2 separate regions of the Homo sapiens genome follow, and region 2 is linked to region 1. Evidence: read pairs that join two places in POLR2A ChIA-PET (ENCODE). Cell type or tissue: PC-9. All regions are shown on one strand. Each heading gives the region's core, and the rest is flanking DNA. Links, peaks and the distances in the headings are about the cores only.

The links. ChIA-PET counts read pairs that join two places held together with the same protein. Peaks named below come from ENCODE experiments on the same cell type or tissue, not always from the same donor. Only the 100,000 strongest peaks of a DNase experiment are listed, where the experiment ranks them.
Region 2: POLR2A ChIA-PET joins it to region 1 with 8 read pairs; 2 of 35 experiments call an interaction of 5 or more read pairs at or near these places.

What each region holds. Positions count from the first base shown.
Region 1 is chr2:230,742,304-230,746,697 of GRCh38, reverse strand. All of the region lies in intron 1 of CAB39 (calcium binding protein 39), which reads right to left. Among named protein-coding and RNA genes, the nearest start is that of CAB39, 32 kb to the right of the region's middle. In PC-9, for the core only: no CTCF peak of the experiment used is centred there; no DNase peak of the experiment used is centred there.
Region 2 is chr2:230,682,648-230,687,041 of GRCh38, reverse strand. No RefSeq gene overlaps it. Among named protein-coding and RNA genes, the nearest start is that of LINC01907, 16 kb to the left of the region's middle. In PC-9, for the core only: no CTCF peak of the experiment used is centred there; DNase peaks (open chromatin) are centred at 2,111 and 2,591; H3K27ac peaks cover 3,510 bases.

The DNA of each region.
Region 1 (4,394 bases), core at 177-4,176:
ACCAAGATGCTCTTGGAGGGTAAGTGAGCAGGAAATCTAGCAAAGTGCCTATAATTTCTCTATTGCTACACACAAAGCTGGACTCACACCTTTGCTGAGCAACTCTTAATTTGTCTGTCTGAATACTGTTTATACCATGAATATAAACCTGGCAATATTGTGACTAAAGTGTGATGGCTTCACGTAATACCCAAGATGGAATATTCAAAGGGTTGATCTGGGTTCCTAAGAGTGCAACACTATTTATAGAGCCATCCTGTTATGCAGCGTCACAGCTTTTTGGGATTGACTGTTTTTATCAGTGTTAAACTGGAATGAGTCATTGATTAAGGTGTGTTACATACTGTGATGTGTACTCCCTAACCCAATGTCTGCGAACACTTTCCATCCATGAAACCACCCTGCACCCTTTCTCTAGCTCCCATGGTAACTAATTCCTGTATATCTTTAAAGTCACATAAAAGGCTAGCCGTGACATTACACACTGAATGTAGGTGTCAGGATTCAAGGCAAGTCTTCTGATTCCAGATTCTACTTTTTGTACTTACTTGTTCTGTCATCTTACACATAAATCAAGTATTACAAAAAAATATAAAACATAAAAATGTAATTTTAAACACAGTAATCACAAATAAATGTTTGCTGAGTGACTTTGTTAAATCCCGACCAAATAGGCAAAGGGCAATTTCTAAGATTATGAGTCAAATAAACATGAAAAGGATACCCCTGAATGCCCCATCCTTAAAAAAATTTTTTTTTTAATTTAAAGATTTTGGCCAGGCGCGGTGGCTCATGCTGTAATCCCAGCACTTTGGGAGGCCGAAGCAGGCGGATCACAAGGTCAGGGGATCAAGAACATCTTGGCCAACATGGTGAAACCCCGTCTCTACTAAAAGTACAAAAATTAGCTGGGCGTGGTGGTATGTGCCTGTAGTCCCAGCTACTCTGGAGGCTGAGGCAGGAGAATCGCTTTAACCCGGGAGGTGGAGGTTGCCGTGAGCTGAGATGGCACCACTGCACTCCAGCCTGGGCAACAAGCGCGAAACTCTGGCCCCGCCTCCCCTGCAAAAAAAAGAAAAAAGAAAAAAATTTTAAAAAGCTTGGTCCATACCCCAGCTTCATCTGCTTTTAAGAGGATTATTGCTCATCATTGATAAAGTTCCTTTTCTATTAAATCTCAGATATATGCTGCATAGAGAGTACCTCCCAGTCCCAACCAAGTCTCCGGAGTGCAAGCATAGGTCTGAGGACCATGAGCTCCTCTGAGGACTCATCATCCTTTGGGAAAATAGCATCTTAACTAAAACAAACTTCCTTTAGGCACATGTCTACATTTTTCTCAGAACACTTACAAAAAAAGATTTTTCAAAGACTTCAAATTTTTTTAACCTTTCCAGAATAGAGAGGCAAGGGTAAAGGTAGACCATTGTTAGCGGAACATTCTCCACGATCCTAAAACTAGATATACCTATTATATATGTCAAGTAGACCATTAATTCCATTTTGGTAATCTAAAGTATTAAATAATTCTTATGCTAACCTATCTTTAATGAATGAATGAATTAAACAATGAGTACTTAATGAAATGGGCTTAGTGAATGTATTGTTTAAAAACACTTATGTTCCTCTTAAAAAAGGCTTTCTGTTAATCCTTAAAAATTTTCTTTATAGTAAATGAGAAATGTCAAATTATGAATGTTTATGAAATATGCTGTAATGCTAAGGTTCATTCTTCATTGGAGCAACAAAATATATTTGCTTAGAGAAAAGAGTGGGCTTTGCTTTAGTAGCTGATTTTTTAGAGAAAAGTCATTTTACAAAGTAGCAACAGCTCTTGCAGAAAGCTATGTGTTAATTTTACAAACAGGAACTTCATGTTAAACCTCAAATACTTATTGAGAGACTCATACTACTATTGTCAAATTTTACTGTGGTGATTTCAGTGTACCATGCAGTTGTTATAGATTTCAAAAACTAAAGTTATGATAAACACAACAGATTATTTCAAGCTCCCTTAAATTCTTTCTGGAACAAGGTAGGACATGTATAAACAACCACTGTAACATCTAAACACAGTTAGAGAATATACTTCAAAATATGGTTGGAGGCCAGGCGTGGTGGCTCACGCCTGTAATCCCAGCACTTTGGGAGGCCAAGGTGAGCGGATCACGAGGTCAAGAGATCAAGACCAGCCTGGCCAACACGGTGAAACCCCGTCTTTACTAAAAATACAAAAATTAGCTGGGCATGGTGTCACGTGCTTGTATTCCCAGTTACCCAGGAGGCTGAGGCAGGAGGACTGCTTGAACCTGGGAGGTGGAGGCTGCAGTGAGCCGAGATCGTGCCACTGCACTCCAGCCTGGGCAACAGAGTAAGACTTTGTCTCCAAAAAAAGAAAAAATATGTATATATGGCTGGAAGTGTTTTAACCAAACTGACCATAACTAAGTAGCTCTTCGAAGTTAAGAATGTATCATGGGGCTGGGCACGGTGGCTCACGCCTGTAATCCCAGCACTTTGGGAGGCCAAGGCAGGTGGATCACTTGAGGTCAGGAGTTCCAGAGCAGCCTGGCCAAAATGGTGAACCCGTTTCTACTAAAAATTTAAAAAATTAGCCGCGCATGGTGGCAGATGCCTGTAATCCCAGCAACTAGGGAGGCTGAGGCAGGAGAATCACTTGAACCCAGGAGGCAAAGTTTGCAGTGAGCTGAGATCGTGCCATTGCACTCCAGCCGGGGTGACAGAGCGAGACTCCATCTTAAAAAAAAAAAAAAAAAAAAAGTATCATGTATCAGAGCTCTGTGACTTTATTCTTCTAAGTTCTAATAACCATATATATACACACACATACACATACTTACCTGATTTCTGCAGACAAAAGGTTTCTTTCTTTATATTAATATTTGTTTTTTGCCCTAATTTAATACTGGCCCCAATCAGCAGTTTTCAAATGTCTTTTGTTGTTTACAAGAAAGGTAGTTTGCTCAGTACTGAAACAAGCTGCCATCAAAGCGAGTACTCTTCTAAATGAGTTTCTTCTAGTTATGACTGAATATCAAGTTCTAAATTAGCTTAATAACATCATAAATAAAGTCAAGTTTAAAAATTAAGGTCTACATCCTTATGTTTAAATTTTCTATATTAATGTAGCTTGGCAAAACTTTCAATATTTTTATCAATAACTCCACACAAAACTATCTTTAATAATGTCCTTTAGATTAATTATAAAAGTAAATACGTATTTTCTTCACACTTGAAACTGTCAGACTAACACAACTCTTTCTGGAGTCAGTAGGGGGTCATCACAGCATTTTTCCAATGCACAGATTGCTTTTTAACTATTTCAGCAAAAAGACTCGTCTTTGGGGGTCTTATTTTTAATGAGTTACTCTATCTCTCCCTTCCTTTCTGTGCAGACATAGCCGGCCTTACTTTGTCGTAGAGTTCCAGCCTAGTTGTCTGTGGAAGTCATATAGAGTGAGTGAAGGGAAAGAAACTGCAACTCCTTGTCTTCTTCTCTACTAACCAGAACTAGGACAGTCAATGAGCTTTAATGCCAGTTTCCTCATCTTTATAAAACTTGAGGTAATTAGACCTCTCCTGCCCACCTTAGAAAGCTATTCATAAGGAACGGCTAAACAAATGGCTGACCCGGCCACAAAGAGACCACACGATGTTCTGTGCAGTTATGTATACCACATATGAGAGGAAAATGCAGCCAAGGAAGATTCTGAGTGACTCTGATAAGGCAGTCTGAGAGTCAAAACACAAAGATTCTTAACTCATACCAAAAACTTAGGCCAATTTACACAGTCTTGAATCAAAAGTCCATGAAGGCAGCCATTTCTTTGCCAGCTAATCAACACTAGGACCTATTAACCTTTCCGATTTGCCAGATTAAAAATGCTGTCTTCTTGCCTTCCTCTTCTTTCCACCCCTCTGATCAATTATTTTAATTTGAATTGCCAATCATTAATGACAATGAACATACTTCCATTTGTATTTTCTTACTGAAATTGTACATCTCTATTGCCCATTAGCCAGCTGGCTTTGGAGTCCTTTTCTTATTGACTTGTAGGATATCGAATAATTATGAACATTATCCCTTTGGCTGTTTAGATTTTTTTTTTTTTTTTTTTGCAAATATGTTCTCCTAGTTTGCCATTTGCATTTCAACTTTGTCACTTAATATAAGAAGTTTTCATTTTCTTACAAGATTTATTGGCCAGGCGTGGGGGCTCACGCCTGTAATCCCAGCACTGTGGGAGGCCGAGGCGGGCGAATCACGAGGTCAGGAGATCGAGACCATCCTGGCTAACACGGTGAAACCCCGTCTCTACTAAAAATACAAAAAAATTAGCCGGGCGTGGTGGCGGGTGCCTGCAGTCCCAGCT
Region 2 (4,394 bases), core at 290-4,289, 60 kb after region 1:
ATCCTCTCCCTCCTCCCATCCTCCACCCTCCAAAAGGCCCCAGTGTGTGTTGCTCTCCTCTATGTGTTCATGTGTTCTCATCATTTAGCCCCCACTTATAAGTGAGGATGTGCAGTATTTGGTTTTCTGTTCCTGTGTTGGTTAGCTAAGGATGATGTCACAAAGACTTTTCTTAAAAAATAAATTCTATTGTGTGTATTTGAGGTTCATAACAAATGTTATGGGATACATATAGATAGTAAAGTGGTTACCATAGCGAAGCATATTAACATAGCCATCATCTCACATAGTTACTTTCCTTTTTGGTGACAAGAGCAGCTGAAATCTACTAACTTAACAGAAATCTCTAATACAATAAAGTTTTATTAACTTTAGTGTTTTTTTGTTTGTTTGTTTTTTGTTTTTTTTTTTTGAGAGAGAGTCTTGCTCTATTGCCCAGAGCAGTCTCGGCTCACTGCAAGCTCTGCCTCCCAGGTTCACGCCATTCTCCCGCCTCAGCCTCCAGAGCAGCTGGGACTACAGGTGCCCACCACCACGCCTGGCTAATATTTTGTATTTTTAGTAGAGACGGGGTTTCACTGTGTTAGCCAGGATGGTCTTGATCTCCTGACCTTGTGATCCACCCGCCTCGGCCTCTCAAAGTGCTGGGATTACAGGCGTGAGCCACAGCGCCCAGCCAACTTTAGTTCTGATGTTGCACATTACATTTCTAACCTTGTTCATGCTACGTATCCCACAAAGACTGAAGTTTTGTTTTTGTTTTTGTTTTTGAGACAGAGTCTTGCTCTGTCACCCAGGCTGGAGTGCAGTGGCATGATCTTGGCTCACTGCAACTTCTGTCTCCCAGGTTCAAGAGGTTCTCCTGCCTCAGCCTCCCGAATACCTGGGATTATAGGTGTGTGCCACCACGCCCAGCTAATTTTTGTATTTTTAGTAGAGATGGGGTTTCGCTATGTTGGCCAGGTTGGTCTTGAACTCCTGACCTCAGGTGATCTGCCCGCTTCAGCCTCCCAAAGTGCTGGGATTACAGTTGTAAGCCACCGCGCCTAGCCTGAAGATTTTTCTTTTTTATATCTTAAAGTAATAAGATTAAAATTGTGATTTTTCTGAGAATCTACTATGTACAATTCCATATATTACCTGGCACCGGTTCACCTATATTATTTCTGATCCCAAAACCAAAGGGAATGCTGTATTTCATCAAATCTAAGATACATTGATTGTAACACTTGCCATTACTTTATGCCATATGAAGAGAAAAGCCCTACCAACTATATTGTGGCCTGCCATTGATCGCTAATTACATCCTAATTTCAGCGATGTTAAAATGTTAAGAAAAAAAGGTGTGTCTTAGAACTGATGAAGAGGAATTTTACAGGTGAGGAAGCTGGAGCTTAGAGAAGCTGGGTAATGTGGCCAGAACCAGAGAGCTAAGAAGAAGCAGAGATTTTAGACCACTCACTGCCTCTCCAGAGGTTTGAAGGCTTTTCTTTTCCTGAGTGGTTTCTTCTTTCCTGCCTGCCTTTTGTCAGGAACCGATGTTAAGCCATCTGTCTGGAAAACACGTTCTCCGCTTTAAACTACCCAGACTTCTACCAGAGCTAAAACAGCAGGCTTTTTGAGACGGCTTCCCCTCTTCACGGAGCCTAATTATGGAAACTGTGCATTCTGCTGTTGCTGCATTATTTTTCACAGTGGTAAGGTCACAGGGGAAGCAGTGGGAGCTAGTGATGGCTGCAAAACCTTCCCCTTCTCCCCCACAGCTCTTTGTGTCTGTGGCACCCAGGGACAGCCACAGTACCAAGGAGTGGTTTAATAAAAGCTGATTTAGGGAGCTGGGCCTCTGGGAAAATTCCCCCGTGCCTCTCCTCATCAGATCTTCTTGCTTTTCTCTGTCAAAATTAGCTGCCCCTCTGATCCCTAACTCAATTTCACTCCTTAGACTTTGAAGTTTTGTTTCCCTCTGAAATGATGCTCTTTGTGGCCTGAAGTGAACTCTCAATTGCTAAGCCCACTGCCCACTTAATGCAGTTTATTTATTTAGTGAGTCACTCAATATTTCCTGGACACCGATGACACACAGGTAGTCGGCTAGACCCTGAGGGGGAACCGTGAGCCAACACATGCAATTCCTGTCCTCACTGGAGCTCACAACCCTCGGGACAGAGACAGACACCATCCAAGAAGCTCATAAATAAATGTAAAGTGACAACTGTGATAAGAGGCTTTTACAAAAAGCTGTGGCAGAGACAAGTAGAGCTTCCTAAATATTCCATGAGCTGGGCATGGTGGCAAACACCTGTCATCTCAGCTACGCAGGAGGCTCAGGCAGGAGGATTGCTTGAACCCAAGAGTTTGAGACCAACCAGGGCAACAACTGAGACCCCATCTCTTAAAAATAACTAACTAACTAACTAACTAACTAACTAACTAACTAACTATTCCACGTACATCCCACTATTTCCCAATACCTTTTACAGTTTAGTCTGGGGCATGTGATCAATTCTGGCAAGGACCTTGAGTGGGTGTGATTTGTGTCACCTCCAAGGATGCACTTTAAAAGCTGGTGTGCTTCCTTCTCATGCTCCGCATTGGTGACATTGGGTGTGGCATATTGCCAGGTGGCCAGTGTAACTACAAATGAAGGAGGCCTTCCCAAGCCACGTGGAAGTAGAAGAAATCAGCCTCTGTTGTGCTTGCTCACTGGGATTGCATGTTTGACTCAGTGATTGGTGGTAATGATCTGAACTAATACAGAATCACATACTCCTAAGAAGGAAAACGGGGAAAGAAAGAACCAGGCAAAAGGCCAAGAAAGGGGTCTTCAGAGAAATGATGTCTAAGCTGGGGCGCAAAGGAAGAGTGGGAGTCAACTTGGAGAGCAGGGTGGGGAGGAGTGTTCCAGGCAGACTGATGGCATGAGCAAAGGCCCTGGGATCTGAGGGTGCAGGGCATGCTCGATGGAGTGGACGAAGGGCAGAAACATGGGGGAGTGCAGCCTGAGGGGCTTCTCTACTCTCTGGCTCATCTGAGACAAAACCTGGTGTCCAGGTCACACACTGGGATGCCATCTTTAAACCATGAGGAAATGGCTAACAGAGGCCACCTTGTCCCCAAAAGGCTATTGAACCATCACTGCTGCCCAAGTCCCACTGCACAGCTGTAGGCTGCTGGATGGGTCACCTAGGCTTAGCGTGGGGAGTCAGCTTTGCCCTCCTCCTTTCTTACCCACTCACAACCAGCCAGCAGCGGGCCCTGTGTAGCTCATCATCTGCCCCTGTGTTGCCCTGTCTGGTTCTGCTCAAATAGAGGGCCCTGGGGAGGGGAGAGGAGTCCTGGGAAGCTCTTACCCAGCATTGCTGGGGATGGAACCCTAATGCTGTGGGAGGAGCCAGGGGATAGCTGGGCAAGAGGACCGGGATCAAATGAGAGGACCATGGTGAGGACCACAGGGTATAAGGAAGAGACATGGGGGTGGTAGTCTTGAGGTTTCTGGAGGGCCAGTCTGACCTGAGTCCCCTTCTCAAAGGGTGCCACACTTTACGCCTGTGAATGCGGAGCCTGGGTTGCCCAGTTCACATTTCTGAGGTGCCCAGAGGCCCAAAGGGGGTGCTGGAGGCTGGGCAGGCACTTGCTGCCTCCCAAACTGTGGCTGTGGTCTGCACCTGCCCCTTAGTTTGGCCAGGCCTGCCTCTTCCATCTCCCCGAAGACAGCTCTGCCTGTTTCACAGCTGCTCAAGACCGTGCGGAGAGCTCCCCTCTCAGCACAAACACAGGCTGGTGTCCAGGGACTCAGCTCTGGCCTCTGACTACCTTCCCATCACTCCTCTTCCCAGTCCTGCCCTCAGCTGGACCTAACAGCTATTTCCATCCTTCACTGGCCCGAATATCAACGCTCTAGAGCAGGACAAGACTTTGTTCACCACACAGAGGATGTATCACAGCAGATCTCATGTTGGCCTAATCAATATCCAGCCCCATTTTCGCCTTCGTACGAGGACCCTGATTTAGTTCCATGCAGCGGTGTGCCCAGCAGAAGGTGCTGACTTCATCTACCATGGCAGTCCCGTTCCCAGTTCTCTCAGCTCTCTTGCAGCCAAGGGAAGGCCAAGGGACACGGTTCTCTCAAGAAGACCCAGTGGGAATATGCTGGAGAGAAGGAGTGTTTTCTAGACAAGCATTTGCTTTCCTGGTAATAGGGGAGATACACAGCTGGTACATCGTTTTCTCCTTCTTCCTTCCTTGACTGTAGATGCAATGGCTGGAGCAGGGACAGCCATCTTTCAACCATGAGGAAATGGCTAGCAGAGTCCACCTTGTCCTCAAAAGGCTATTGAGCCATCACCATCATCTGTCTGACTCTAGACTTCTTATCCTGTATATCCCAAACTTAT